Regions from separate parts of the Homo sapiens genome. Here all the other regions are linked to region 2. Evidence: chromatin loops called from intact Hi-C (ENCODE). Cell type or tissue: B cell. All regions are shown on one strand. Region 1 has its middle 2.7 kb from the start of TAMALIN. Region 2 holds the start of SMIM41-AS1 (SMIM41 antisense RNA 1). Region 3 overlaps ACVR1B (activin A receptor type 1B).

Region 1 (2,500 bases), 110 kb after region 2:
GCCAGGTACTGGCTGGGCACTGGGGTTACAGAGGCTCTTGGCCTGGTAGGGAGTGGTACCTTGCACATGTGCTGTGTTAGACACGTGGCATAAGGAGCACAGAGGGGCAATGGCCACGTCCACCTGCGAGGCCAGGAAAGACTTTCTGCCTCCTGCCTGTCTCAGTTCTTGCGCCTGGCTCAGTCTTCTTCTCTAGTCTCCTTGACTCTGTGTTCTCCTCCCCACCCCCAGTCCTCTAGGCCCCCATCCCCTACAAGAGGTGTGGGTGGAAGAGGGTGCTTTTCCGCCCCTCAGTGATTGCACAAGTCCAGATGGCAGGATGCTTGTTGGGTGGGGGGCCGGGGTGGATTGAGGACTGCCAGGAGCTAAGAGGTAGCTCTCTTAGTGCCTTCTTCTCCCTCCTCCCACCTCCCGCCTTGGCACCACCAAGTGGCCATCAGCTGAGGGGCCGAGGGGGTGTCAGTGGGGAAACATGGGACTCTATTGTGAAGCATTAGCACAGATGGACCCCAGGACCGTCTGTTGCCTGCTCCTGACAGACAGCATCTGTGGGGGGTGGGAGGGGGAGACGCAAAGCGGAGAGGCAATGATGTATATTCCATTCATTCCATTGCTTATCCCCAAAGGGACCCAGCAAAAGGGCATCTTGCACAACCTCCTCTGTGAAGGAGCCACCCCAGCTATCACAGAGGGTTACCTAATGGACATGTCTCCTTGCCTGAAACCTGGAGAAGTGGATGCCACAGGTGTGGCACAGCCCCTGTGTCTAACAGCCTGTGGAGCCAGTCATCCTTCAGCTGACGTGGAGGCAGACTTCCCCAGTTTATGTAGGGCAGTCCACCTCCAGGCCTCCAAGTGAGTGAACACCACCAGAGGACTGAAATTCGCACCTTGTTTCCTCCTCTTGCTAGGCAGAAAGCCCTAGAGAACCCCAGAGTAAGGGTGGGCCCAGGAAATGCAATTTTTATCAAGTTCTTTGTGTGATTCCTTAAATCCTGGGATTTCAGAGCCAGAAATGGCCTTATGGTCTGGAAAGGATACCGTATGGTCCAAGCCCTCATTTAACAGAAGCAACTGAAGCCAGAGAGAGAAAGACAGAATCATAACAGGGACTAGAACCCACTAGAACCCAAGTCTCTTGACTCCAGAGACTGTTTAATTCAGCTGCTGGTAGCTCCCTGAGAGCTCAGAGATCCCTGCCTGCTTCCTCCTCCCAATTTCCCCAGTTTCTCCAAGGAGGGGCCCCTGGAGCCCAGGATGCCATACTGTGGAGTGGTTATGCCCTCTGGTGGCCATGAGTCTCGGGGGAAAATCTTCAAGCCAGGCGGAAAGGCTGGAAGACTCCACCTGGAATCCCAGCCCTGTTTCAGGATCCCCCACGGCTCCTCTTCCTCCCAAGAGGGCACAACTGGGATGCCAAGCTCCACTTTGGTCACTGAATTCTGGAATCTCACAGCTGTCAGTTAGGAAGTTTTTTGCATCAAAGCTGCTTCTGCTGCAGGTGAAATTCAGCAGGGAGAAGGCAGGCAGCTGGCGGGCTTTGTTGGTGCACTAACCTTCGCATGCCAGGCAGTATATATGAGGCCTCTAAAGCTTTGCCTTCAACTCTCCACAGCTTTCTCCTAAGCTTGAGTCTCTTGGCTAGCATCTGTTCTCATCCTATCCTCTGCAGCCCTTTAAAGCTTGGGCGGTGGGGGAAGCATTCTGCACACCACCTGCAGCTTCATACCAGGATACGTCCCCCTCCTCCTCCCTCCAGGAAGCCTCCCCACAAAACCTCCACCGCTCTGGCTCCTCAGACATCTGTACTCAATCTGTACCTTCTTCCCAAGCCAGCCTCTCTCAGAATGAGCTCTCAGGTTTCCCTCCCTCTGCTCTGCCTGCCCTGGCTCCTGACACTCGTGGCTGGCCTGGGGTGGGGGATTAGACAGTGGGGGCCCAGCTAAAGGACAAGGCCTAGGTAACACCCCTTCTCTTCAGGGCAACCCCTCGCCTGGCTATGTAACAGTCAGCAGCCCCCCATGGAGGAAATTGGGAGAGCTGAGTCTTCCACTGAGCAGCTTAAGCTCTAGGGTACCATGATGAAGTCAGAGCACTAGGGGCTAGTGCTGGCCCCTCTGGAGTCTGACCTAAGTCTCAGAGCTCTAACATGGGCCTTGTCCATCAGTGGGGCCCGGAACTGGCAGAGATGAATAGTTTACTGGGAGTTCCTCACTGGGTACTGTCACTGCTCCTAAGCTGGGGAGGTGGGGGGGAAGAGGGCCTGGGGCCCTGGCTCTCTGGTCTGTCAGGAATGAGGGGCTGGGCCCCCAGTTGCATGACATCACCTCTTGTGGGCGGTGGACAGCTGGTGGGCAGCTGACTGGGCGGGGAGTGGCTGTTTTTCTTCGTGGCTCCTACTGCGCGACCATTTCCATGGGACAGTGTCTGTGCATGTTCGGGGACCTAGAGAGAGAATCTAGCAGTATGGTTGATCTGGCACAGTCCAAAGATCTGATCC
Region 2 (2,500 bases):
CTTAGCCCCAAGTGAGTGAGGTGCTTCCTCGCAAATGAAAATCTGCGGCCAACCCTGAGTCACTTCTTAAGATGCGGGCTCCCATCAGCTCCCCAACCCCAGCCCCACCCCTGAGTGCCGCCTCCCGAGCTAGGCCTGGAGAGTGCAGACAGGAAGGAAGCGCAGCTGGACCTCACCCAGAGAGGGGGACAGATTATCAGCAGGGTGGGAAGTGCTACAGGGAGCCCTCAAGGGCATCCCGCGTGTGCGGGTGATGCAGGCAGGTGCATGGGGGAGGGTGGGGTGCTACCAAACCCCAAGTGAGCCCTGTTGGAACTGAGCCTGGGGTGAGCCGGTAAACAAAGTGTCGGGAGGCGCTTCAAGCTTCAGGGCCAAGGGCCCCAGAGCATGAAGGTAGAGACAGCCAGGTGGAAGTGGCTGGAGAGGGTGCACATGAGGACAAACAGGAGGAGGGGCAGCAGGAGGGTGAGGTGGTGACAAGGGCGGGGAGGTAACCTGGACCAAGGAGACTGGACTCTAGCAGGAGGGAAATGACCCCCAGGGCGGGCTTAGGCAAAGTAAACATGATCACAGGGCAACATGCTCCCACAGGACTTTCTGCAGTAAGGAAGTGTGGCTATTGAGCCCTTGAAATAATGAGGCTAGTAAGACGCAGGAACTAATTTTTAAACATTATTTCCTTTCAATTAATTTTTTTTTTTTTTGAGACGGAGTCTTGCTTTGTCACCCAGGCTAGAGTGCAGTGGTGCAATCTTGGCTCACCGCAACCTCCACCTCCCGGGTTCAAGCAGTTCTCCTGCCTCAGCCTCCCAAGTAGCTGGGACTACAGGCACGCGACACCACTCCCGGCTAAATTGTGTATCTTTAGTAGAGACGGGGGTTTCACTTTGTTGGCCAGGCTAGTTTCGAACTCCTGACCTCAGGTGATCCACCACCTCAGCCTCCCAAAGTGCTGGGATTACAGGCATGAGCCACTGAGCCTGGCCCCTTTTAATTAATTCAAATGTAAATAGCTGCACCAGTTAGGAGGCTGTGAAGATGGTCCAGGTGAGGGAGGGTAGGGGCCTGAAATGGGGAGGCAAAGAAATGGGGAGGGCATGGACTCTAGGATTGTCAGGGCACTGGCTATTTAATATTTAACTTAACCACTCAGCCAGTACTGAAACAGTTGTTATGGAGGCCTGCGTTCGTGAGACCTGGCATGCCACAAGTGAGTAGAGCCAAGAAATCATGGAGACCCACTGAAAGAGGGGAAGGAATGCTCAGGGCCTTGGAGGTCTCCTGGGGGTCTGGCCGGGGCAATGGGGTGCTTATGTATCATCACTAGGAACAGAAACCCACGATGAATCAGCTTGGAGATGACAAGTGTGGTTTTGAACACATGGAAACTGAGAGGTCTTAGGACATCCCAGTGAAAGCATCTGGTAGGCTGTTCTGTGTATGGCTCTGATGCTCAGGAGGGAACTGAAACTGAAGACAGCCCTGTCAGTCATCAGAGGTCAAAAATCGGCAGCCCATAGGCCAGCTTCAGGTCACAGATGGAGGTTTAGACTGGCTCACACCATTGATCTCCCGAAGTGCTGGGATTACAAGCACTGCGCCTGGCCTCATCCTACCCACCTCTTCTTTTTTTAAAATTTAAGTTTTTCCATTTGCTGTACTTCATGCCAAGTATACACTCCCCTCCTGCCTGTTCCCAAGCCAGGGACCAAGGACTACAGGCCGGTACAGGATTTGCGCTTGGTTAATCAAGCTACAGTGACTTTACATCCAACAGTACCTAACCCGTACACGTTGTTGGGATTGCTGCCAGCTGAGGACAGCTGGTTCACCTGCTTGGACCTGAAAGACGCTTTCTTTCGTATCAGATTAGCTCCCGAGAGCCAGAAGCTGTTTGCCTTTCAGTGGGAAGATCCGGAGTCAGGTATCACTACTCAGTACACTTGGACCCGGCTTCCCCAAGGGTTCCAGAGCTCCCCCACCATCTTCAGGGAGGCGTTGGCTACAGACCTCCAGAAGCTTCCCACCAGAGACCTAGGCTGCGTGTTGCTCCAGTACGTTGATGACCTTTTGCTGAGACACCCCACGGCAGTCAGGTGCGCCAAGGGAACGGATGCCCTACTCCAGCGCCTGGAGGACTGTGGGTATAAGGTGTCCAAGAAAAAAGCTGAGATCTGTCGACAGCAGGTACGTTACTTGGGATTTACTATCCGACACGGGGAATGCAGCCTGGGATCAGAAAGAAAGCAGGTCATTTGCAATCTACTGGAGCCTAAGAGCAGAAGGCAAGTGAGAGAATTCTTAGGAGCTGTGGGGTTTTGTAGACTGTGGATCCCAAACTTTGCAGTATTAGCCAAGCCTTTGTATGAGGTCACAAAGTGGGGGACCGGGAACCTTTTGAATGGGGATCTCAACAACAGCAAGCCTTTCATGAGTTAAAGGAAAAAACTTATGTCAGCCCCAGCCCTGGGGCTACCCGATCTGACAAAGCCTTTTACAT
Region 3 (2,500 bases), 130 kb after region 2:
CAAGCGCCCCTGTCATGGCTCCTGGCCACGTGCCAGATGCACCGGGTTTCGCGGGACTTCCCACTACAACCAGTTCGAGGTGTGGCACTGAGTTCTCCACACAATTCGCTCTCAGAGTCTCCATGCCATTAGGAGGTAAATAGAAAAGGTGTCTGTCTCAAACCCAACATGGGAGTGAGCGAGTCTCTCCCGGGCTCTGTCCCTCTTGCGGGCCAGGGCTCCTGGCCACAGAGGGCTGGGCAGAAACGAGAGGTAGGCCTCCATCGTACGCTCAACGCGGCAGCTGTGCGTAGTTCTCGCTGCCAGGAGCTCCGTGTGGAGAGAGGGAGCAGTTAGATCTTCACGTCTTCCTGCACGCTGAGCTGGGAGAGGGTCTTCTTGATGCGCAGGGCCGTCAGGCGGGCTGCGCCGTTGGCATACCAACACTCTCGCATCATCTTCCCCATCACCCGCAGTGCCTGTGCAGAGACCCAGGAGCCATCAGCTCGGTCATGCCCTGGAGAAGCCTTTCTGGTCCCTAGGCTCTCACTCATTTCCCTGCCACCTCCCGCTCAGTGCAGTCTGGCAGATCCACATCCACCCGGCGGCCGACCTTAGGGAAATGCTCTGCAAGGCTCCCTTTGTTCCCTGGCTCTTCCTTTTTTTTTTTTTTTTTTTTTTTTTTTTTTTTTTTTTTTAGAAGGAGTCTCACTCTGTCACCCAGGCTGGAGTGCAGTGGCGCAATCTTGGCTCACCGCAACCTCCGCCTCCCGGGTTCAAGTGATTCTCCTGTCTCAGCCTCCCCAGTAGCTGGGACTACAGGCACACACCACTACGCCCAGCTGATTTTTGTATTTTTAGTAGAGATGGGGTTTTACCATATTGGTTGGCCAGGATGGTCTCGCTCTCTCGACCTTGTGATCTGCCCACCTCGGCCTCCCAAAGTGCTGGGATTACAGGCATGAGCCACCGCGCCAGGCGGCTCTTCCTTTTTAAGGGACAGCTTACACAAGTGAAAGGCAAACGCTGCAGCTAACGGCCAGCTCTTTTGGTCTCACCTGCCCTCTGAAGCAAACCCTGCCCTGAGGGTTCCAAGGAGTGCGGTGAGAAGTGCTGCTCTATGATGCAACACGAAAGCATCAGCTAATATGCAATTCTGTTCTGAAATGCAGAAATGCCCTCTAGTGGTTAGACTCGTTAAAGGCAGAGCCAACCTCTCTACTTGACTAGGTAAGTTCTGGGGCTCTAATGGACGGCAAGGTGACTAGAGTCAACAATACTGTACACCTGAAATGTGCTAACAGTAGGTCTCAACTGCTCTCACTACACACACAAGCAACAAGGTGAGGTGACAGATGTGTTCACTAACTTGTGTGGTAATCATGTCACAATACATACATGTATCAATTCAGCACTTTGTACACCTTTGTTACAATTTCATTTGTCAATCACACCTCGATAGAGTTGGGAAAAAAATAAGTAAAAGGAAATGCAGAACCGCAAGTGAAAAGGAGGCCCATGAGCACTTAGCTAGGCGAAGCCTGTTCCCCTGAACACTCTTAAGACCCTAGAATTCCATGTTTATTAGTACGTATGTCACAAACATGTCCTCATGTCAACTCTTTCCACCAAATGTTGTTTCCCCCACACCCCTGATTTCATCTGCCGTCTCTCCCAAATTCACATTCTCCATCCCAATCCCAGCCCTGTCATACACATCACCTCCTCCCTTCTGAGTTTCTGGAAAGACCACTTTCCTCACAGGCATGTCCTCCTCCTCTGTCTGGTCTCAGGGCTTCTCTTATGGACACCTCCTCCTCACTCTTCCATGGAGCTCAGCTCAGCTCGGGCTCCAGAGCTGCTTTCCTAGTTTGGTGTCTAACAGCTCTGGGTTCAGTTGTCACTTGTTGACCACCTCCCTCATCTGTGTCTTGGAGACAAAGCCTTGTCCTTTTTCTTTTATGAGACAGGGTCTTGCTCTGTTGCCCAGGCTGAAACGCAGTGGCCCAATCATGGCTCACTGCAGCCTTGACCTCCTAGGCTCAAGCAATCCTCCCACCTCAGCCTCCCAAGTACCTGGGACTACAGGTGGTGTGCCACCAAGCCTAATTTTTTATTTCTTGTAGAGATGGGGTCTCCCCACATTGCCCAGGTTTGTCTCGAACTTCTGAGCTCAAGCTATCTTCCTGCCTCAGCCTCTCAAAGCGCTACGATTACAGGCCTATGCCACCACACCAGGCCCAAAGCCTTTTCTTCTTCTAGGCTGTGAACTCCAAATGGCACCCTACAGGGTCCAGGACAAGAGACTGTAGCCCTAAAGGGCTTGGGATATGTAAAATAGCACGTAATAGTAAATAATAACTGACACTCTCAGGGGGCTCCTCTGGGGCCTGACCCCATTGTCAAGAAACCCTTTTCTAAGGTGGAGAAATCAGGCTGATGGGAAAGCCGCAGGAGGCCAGCTTCTTACCTCATAACTCTGCCACCAGTTGGGGATGTTGGGACGCAGCTTCTGATCACA

Evidence for each region. A loop is a pair of places that touch in the nucleus more often than their neighbours do. Peaks named below come from ENCODE experiments on the same cell type or tissue, not always from the same donor. Only the 100,000 strongest peaks of a DNase experiment are listed, where the experiment ranks them.
Region 1: a loop joins it to region 2, with 8 times the contacts of the local background. A loop is called at or near these places in 27 of 110 quality-filtered maps.
Region 3: it touches region 2 in a loop (10-fold over the local background); 27 of 110 quality-filtered maps call a loop at or near these places.

Annotation. Positions count from the first base shown.
Region 1 is chr12:52,003,024-52,005,523 of GRCh38, reverse strand. No RefSeq gene overlaps it. Among named protein-coding and RNA genes, the nearest start is that of TAMALIN, 2.7 kb to the left of the region's middle. In B cell, a CTCF peak has its summit at 1,108; DNase peaks (open chromatin) are centred at 763 and 1,283; H3K27ac peaks cover 47 bases.
Region 2 is chr12:52,117,580-52,120,079 of GRCh38, reverse strand. SMIM41-AS1 (SMIM41 antisense RNA 1) reads left to right here and starts at 1,862. Exons shown (of 4, transcript XR_007063312.1): 1 at 1,862-2,187. RefSeq lists enhancers at 951-1,000, 1,031-1,090, 1,101-1,240, 1,561-1,800. In B cell, no CTCF peak of the experiment used is centred here; a DNase peak (open chromatin) is centred at 1,449; H3K27ac peaks cover 480 bases.
Region 3 is chr12:51,991,943-51,994,442 of GRCh38, reverse strand. ACVR1B (activin A receptor type 1B) reads right to left here. Exons shown (of 9, transcript NM_004302.5): 8 at 2,450-2,500; 9 at 1-458. The coding sequence ends at 333. Among named protein-coding and RNA genes, the nearest start is that of TAMALIN, 14 kb to the left of the region's middle. RefSeq lists a silencer at 1,138-1,247. In B cell, CTCF peaks have their summits at 975 and 1,178 (motif pointing left); a DNase peak (open chromatin) is centred at 1,162.